2 separate regions of the Homo sapiens genome follow, and region 1 is linked to region 2. Evidence: chromatin loops called from intact Hi-C (ENCODE). Cell type or tissue: MCF 10A. All regions are shown on one strand. Links, peaks and the distances in the headings refer to the core of each region. The heading gives the core; the rest is flanking DNA.

Region 1 (2,909 bases), core at 141-2,640, 69 kb after region 2:
ATCTTAGAAACTAAAATGCCTTTGACCAAATGTCTCCCAATAGCACTCCTTAGGATTAAGACAGCCCCCACAAAAAACTGGAAATTGTCCCCTTACAAGTTGTTATATGGACTCCCGTATTTAGGTAGGACCACTAACTTTCCTACTATAAAACTCAAAAACCAATTTAAAAAAAAATTGTATACTGGCCATATCCTCCACCCTGTCATTCCTTAGGTTAAAAGGACTTCTAACTCAAACCCTGTCTCTGAAGTTCACAGTTCACCACTTCCAGCCTGGCAGCTCAGTGCTAATTACCACTTAAAGAAAAACAAGCTCAGGCCGGGCGCGGTGGCTCACACCTGTAATCCCAGCTCTTTGGGAGGCCGAGGTGGGAGGATCACAAGGTCAGGAGTTCGAGACCAGCCTGGCCAAGATGGTGAAAACACATCTCTACTAAAAATACAAAAATTAGCTGGGCGTGGTGGTGGGTGCCTGTAATCCCAGTTACTTGAGAGGCTGAGGCAGAGAATTGCTTGAACCCAGGAGGCGGAGCTTGCAGTGAGCAGAGATTGCACCACTGCACTCCAGCCTGAGACTCCATTAAAAAAAAAAAAAAAAAAAACAAGCTCCACCCAAACTGGGAAGGTCCCCATCAGGTGCTCCTAACCACCAAACCACCGTGCAAATAGCTAAACAAGGGTAAATACATTACACTAGGGTCAAAAAACTGGAAAACAAACAAACAAAAAACAAACAAACAAAAAAAAACAGAAAAAAATGAAACAAAGGGAAAAGGGTAAATGGGAAGTGTATAAATCACCTAAGAAACCCTTAAAGCTAACTCTAAGGAAAACCTAAAAGGAAGCTATAAGCAGGCTCCGTCATTGGGGGTGGATGCGGTTAGAATTAATTCTACTACCAGGGGTAAGGGGGTTCACAATTATTAAATGGAGCCTGATAGAAAAAAAAAATCCCATCAAACTAATAGTCAGCAGAATTAAAACCTCCACCCCCCAAACCATAAAGTTCAATGCCTGCCAAGTCTTACAGTGTGAAAATTTAGGAAACCAAAGGCAGCTGTCACAAGCGAACAAATATCTATGTCCTAAAACAGGTTGCTATTGGGAAAAGCCCTGTGCTAGCTGAAATGGGGTCTGGTAAACCACCCAATTTCAAGGCTGGGTGAGTCACTCTTCCAAAAACAAACCCTTAAAAAAGAAAATACATTTGTATAAGGGCCCTACGCCACCTAACTGTAAAAATTTAGAATGCAATCCTATATTAATTACCATAAACAACCCAGCTACTCTAAACCAGGAAGCTTGGAGGTATGGATTAGGAATAAATATCTCAGGAAGGGATCCTGTAGGACGGTTAGCTTTTAGGCAAGTCACCATCTCCACCCCAAGCCCACCCAGGATTACTGTCACTCCCCATCCCACTACTTCCTTTAACCCACCAGACAACCCTAAGAGAGTAAAAATAATTAAAATAACTAACTTAAGGCAAATTTAAAAAGTTAAGACTGAATATGGGGGTGTAAATGCCTGGGTTAAATGGGTCAAATTTTCAATACTAGCTCTTAATAAGAGCGACTGTTACGCATGGTCTGCTGGGCGGCCTCAGGCACAGGGTAGTTCTGTTTCCCCTGAAATGGAATACCAATCCCAAAGGCAGGCATTGCATGTTGGCTCTGTACTAAAACAGAAATGCATGGGGAAATAAGACTTACAAAAGCCTATCATTGCTCTTTCCTGCCTTACGAAGGTCAAGTTCTAGAGCAATCCCCTTGTTCTCCATAGGGAATATAAACCACTCCTTCTGCCTCTCTATGCAGGGGCAAAGTTCAATAAGCCTATGGGAAAACTCCCAACTTGTACACACATCCTAAACGTTACTGATGAGTCAAACAAAGGCGACTACTCGGCTCTTCATATGCCCTGGGCTAATGTCTGGTGGTACTGTGGGAAGAGAAACCTCAGTAACCTGTTAGTATCCAATTGCACCGGAACTTGTGCCTTACTTAGTTCAACTGGCCATTCCATTCACCTTGACATTCCATAAAAATCCCCAAGAATCCACATGGCCACCAAAGGTGGAAAAATTTAATAAGTTCTTTTAATTCCAACATTTATGGTAACTCAATAGGAGTTCCTAATGGAGTATCTAATAAATTTAAAAACGAAAGAATACAAAAATAAATGTGGAAATGGGAACAATAAGAGTAAAAAGAAAAAGAAGAAGGAATTAAAGGAAACAACGCATACAGTGGTCCATTTCCAAGACAAAGTGCCTTAAATTGGCTTAGGTCAGCAAACTACAGAAGAAACAGGAAATACTAGGCCCCTGCTTCGATAGCTGATGCCTGCTTGTCAGCCTCCCCACCTTCCCCCTCTTCCCCGCCCCTTAGTTGCCCTCACCCGAACCAAAGAAGTTTAGTCTAAGATGAGTTTACTAGCCTACAGAATAGCTTGTTTTGTGGGTTCTTATCAGCCTGCCCAGCTACTTAGGTCATAAATCAAATACTTGAAGAGCCCCTGAGCTAACTAGAATTGCAATGCATTGTGGGCTGCAACAAAATGCAGCAAGACAATCTAAAAAAAAAAAAAAAAAAAAGCACCTGAAGCCCCTACCCAACAATCAATAGGCGACATTTGGGAAAATTGTGACCCCATGTGTCCAGTCTATAAGGAAACGGGAGAGGGACCTGCCCACTAGGGGATAAATTGCTTGTTAAAACTGTGCTGGATGTGCTTGCCTATCAAACACCCAATCTTGCAAAACCATCATTGAAAGTCTCGCTTTCACTGTTCTCCAAGTCTCTGAGTCCATTGTTTGGGTTTAAATGGGTAAGTTTGTTTCTCAGAAGGTGAAAGAGTGAACTATTCAAATATGGCCAGGTGCAGTGCCTCATGCCTGTAATCCCA
Region 2 (2,909 bases), core at 283-2,782:
CCAGATGGTGAAGACCTGGACTGGGGAACGTTCAAGGCAGAGGAGAGGTAAAGCCACAGCTTAGGTCCTGCTGGGAAGTGCTGGCTGCCAGGAGGCTGCTGTGGAAATAACTGTAGGCCTGAGAAGTCAGCATCTTTAAGGGCGAGTGGGGTGGTGAGAGGACAATTCGGCAAGTCCCATTGACCGACAGGCAGAGTGGCAGCTTACTTGGCATTTCAAACAAACAAAAAATCCACACAAAGAAAACATTCCTGCCTATTCAGAGCTTACAGCCTAAGAGGGGAGGGAAGCTAAACCCTGGACTGGGATCACATGAAAGGAGATGAAATGAGGGATGCACAGAGGACACTGCACGGGGAATCAGGTAGGCTGGAGAGGAGAGGGGTCAGTCCGGGAGACCGTCCTGAAGAGTGGCCTGTGATGGAAAAGGCCAGCAAGAACCATGGAAGCTGCTGAAAGGGTGCAGGGAAGCCACGGTTCCTTCCCTCCCCACGCCCCTCGCTCACTCTAGTCCTGGCTCCCTTTACACAGGCCTAATATGACCAAACAGCACCCTTAGGACTCCTGGGCCTCGGGCCCCAGTGTTGAGTCTGGCAGCAGATCCCCAAGGGGTAGAGTTTGCACTGGTGGCTGGGTGTCGCCGTCAGCAGGTGAGGGAGCGCATGGGGAATGCAGATTCCCAGGCCAGCCCTGCCAAGTCTGAGTGAGTCCCCTGGAGGCTACTGCTGCTGGGACTGTGCGGTGCCGTAGGACATGATTTCTGACCTCAGAGGCCCTGCTTTCTCCTGGGGAAGCCAGACGCTGCATTCCGCATGCCATCGTGACCTTGAAGTAGGGCTGAGAATGAGGTGTCTGGGTCAGGAACTGGTGAGCGCGGTCAGGGGACACCCTTAGGAGAGGAGCTTGCCCTTCACAGCCAGGGCAAATGCTGGGGCGCAGCCATGCTGGCTGTCTCCTCGTCTGTTCTGCCCACACATCTCCTGCGGCACCCTGTGGTCTGTGTCCTGACGTGGCCCGACTGTGGACCCCCTTGTCCTCCTGCCCGCTGTGTCTATTTCTCAGCTCCTGCTATGCTAGGTCTGGGCTTCCGACGCCGGCCCTGCTCCGGCGATTGAAAATGACTGCAGCCTCGGGTGCAGCCTTGTCCTCAGCGTTCAACACGGGGTGCCTCGTGTGCTCCTCATGGCACATTTACCATGGGCTTTTTCAGGTTTCGAGAAGCAGCGACGTGCTCGGGTCACCTCAGGGCGGAGGGTTTGCAGGAAGGCCAGGCACAGCAATGCGGGCGTCAGCCTAGCCCAGCCTCTAGAGAACTGGAGCACCACGGGGCTCAAAGGGGCCTGGGGCCAAACACGGAGGCCCATCTGACTTGGCTCTGTCTCTGCTCCTAGCCCCTGCTGTCTCTTCACTCTCCTGCAGCTTAATGCCGCCCCCGCCCACCCCGCGCCCTGTGTCTTTTGGCTTCTGTTTTGCCTTCTCCTGAAGCCGCTTCTTCTGACTCCCTGACGGGGAGCCTGCGGATGGATTCCCAGGACCTGGTTCCTCAAGGCGGCTGCTGTTGGCTCAGACATCCCCGGCCAGGGTGTTGGTGCCACAGGGAGCAAGAGGGCAGGCAGCCACCTGGGCTCCCCTAAGAATCACTCACTCCAGAGGGAGAATATTTAAGGTTTGAATCACTGACGTTAATCAGAGGCCACGTGATGTAAAAGCACTCTAGGGGAGGGGGGTGTCTAGGAAGGAAGGGAAACTAAACCACAAAAGAAGCCCGTCATGCCCAGCCCTGGAGGAGAGAGGAGGAGCAGGGGCCAGGGAAGACGGGGCGGGCAAGAGCGGCATGTGGCATTTCTCAAGCGGGAGACCAAGTTCAAAGGGAGCACAGCACTCCCAGTGAAACCACCCCTATAAACTTCATAAAATGAATCAGGACAAAAGGAAGGGGAGGAGTGAAACCAAACCCAGCTTGCAGCGCACTTCGTGTTCACCGCGGGTCGGCCTGCGCTCCCACCTGCTTCCTCGTGTTGTTTGCTGCCTATTGACCTAGAATCCCACAGACCCCGCTACAAGGTTATAGTCACCCTAAGGGTCCTACAGATAACAACTGGAGCAGTACGAAATGTTAAGTCTTCCCTTTGAGATAGTCCTTCAGGTCCTACATACCTGTGAAATTACCACGTCAGCTGGTCTAAAGGACCCCATAGGAGCTGACGCACCAAAGAATGCAGTTTCTACATTCTGGTGAATTCATCCGCCTTACCCCAACCAATCAACAGCTCCAATTCTCCAGTCCCTTGTCCTCCACAGTCCCCTTAAAGACTCCAGCCCAGAAATCCTGGGGGAGATGGAGTTTGGGGGCTCCTCCTATCTCTTAGCTCAGTGCCCTGTGACCATTAAACTCTTTCTCTGCTGCAGCCCTAACTGGTAACTGGTCTGTTACTGTGCGGTGGGCATAACTGGTCTGTTACTGTGTAACTGGTCTGCTCCTGTGCAGTGGGCATACGAACCTGTTGGTCCTATAACACCAGTCCCTCACGAAAGCACCAGATTAATTTTCGCACCCTTTGTGGCTGCAGATTGGAAGTGGAGGATGAGGGTGAGGGGAGGTGCCTTCTAGCCTGGGCTTGGGGTGTGGAAGGCAAGAGGGGAAGAGAACCCACAGACAGGATGGAGGGAGGGGTGAGCTGCTTCAGGCGTCGATGCTGCCCTCACTTGTGCTCTGCCCTCCTTCTCCCTAAGGGGAATTGACTCACGCCCTTTCCCCTTGCCACCCTGAACAAAGAAATGCCACTCACTGCCCTGTGATGCAAGCTCTTCACACATGCATGGGAGTAGGTGTGTGCATGGAGGAGGCACCACGCTAGCCTGCTCTCTGGGCTCGGTCCTGGGAGACCTGGCCAAGGACCTTCACCTCC

Evidence for each region. Peaks named below come from ENCODE experiments on the same cell type or tissue, not always from the same donor. Only the 100,000 strongest peaks of a DNase experiment are listed, where the experiment ranks them.
Region 1: it touches region 2 in a loop (9-fold over the local background); 2 of 110 quality-filtered maps call a loop at or near these places.

Annotation. Positions count from the first base shown.
Region 1 is chr12:3,522,065-3,524,973 of GRCh38, forward strand. All of the region lies in intron 1 of PRMT8 (protein arginine methyltransferase 8), which reads left to right. Among named protein-coding and RNA genes, the nearest start is that of THCAT155, 31 kb to the left of the region's middle. In MCF 10A, for the core only: a CTCF peak has its summit at 1,237; a DNase peak (open chromatin) is centred at 1,197.
Region 2 is chr12:3,452,749-3,455,657 of GRCh38, forward strand. All of the region lies in intron 1 of LOC124902862 (a long non-coding RNA gene), which reads right to left. It also overlaps a transcript of PRMT8 not described here. Among named protein-coding and RNA genes, the nearest start is that of PRMT8, 37 kb to the right of the region's middle. In MCF 10A, for the core only: no CTCF peak of the experiment used is centred there; DNase peaks (open chromatin) are centred at 1,743 and 2,763.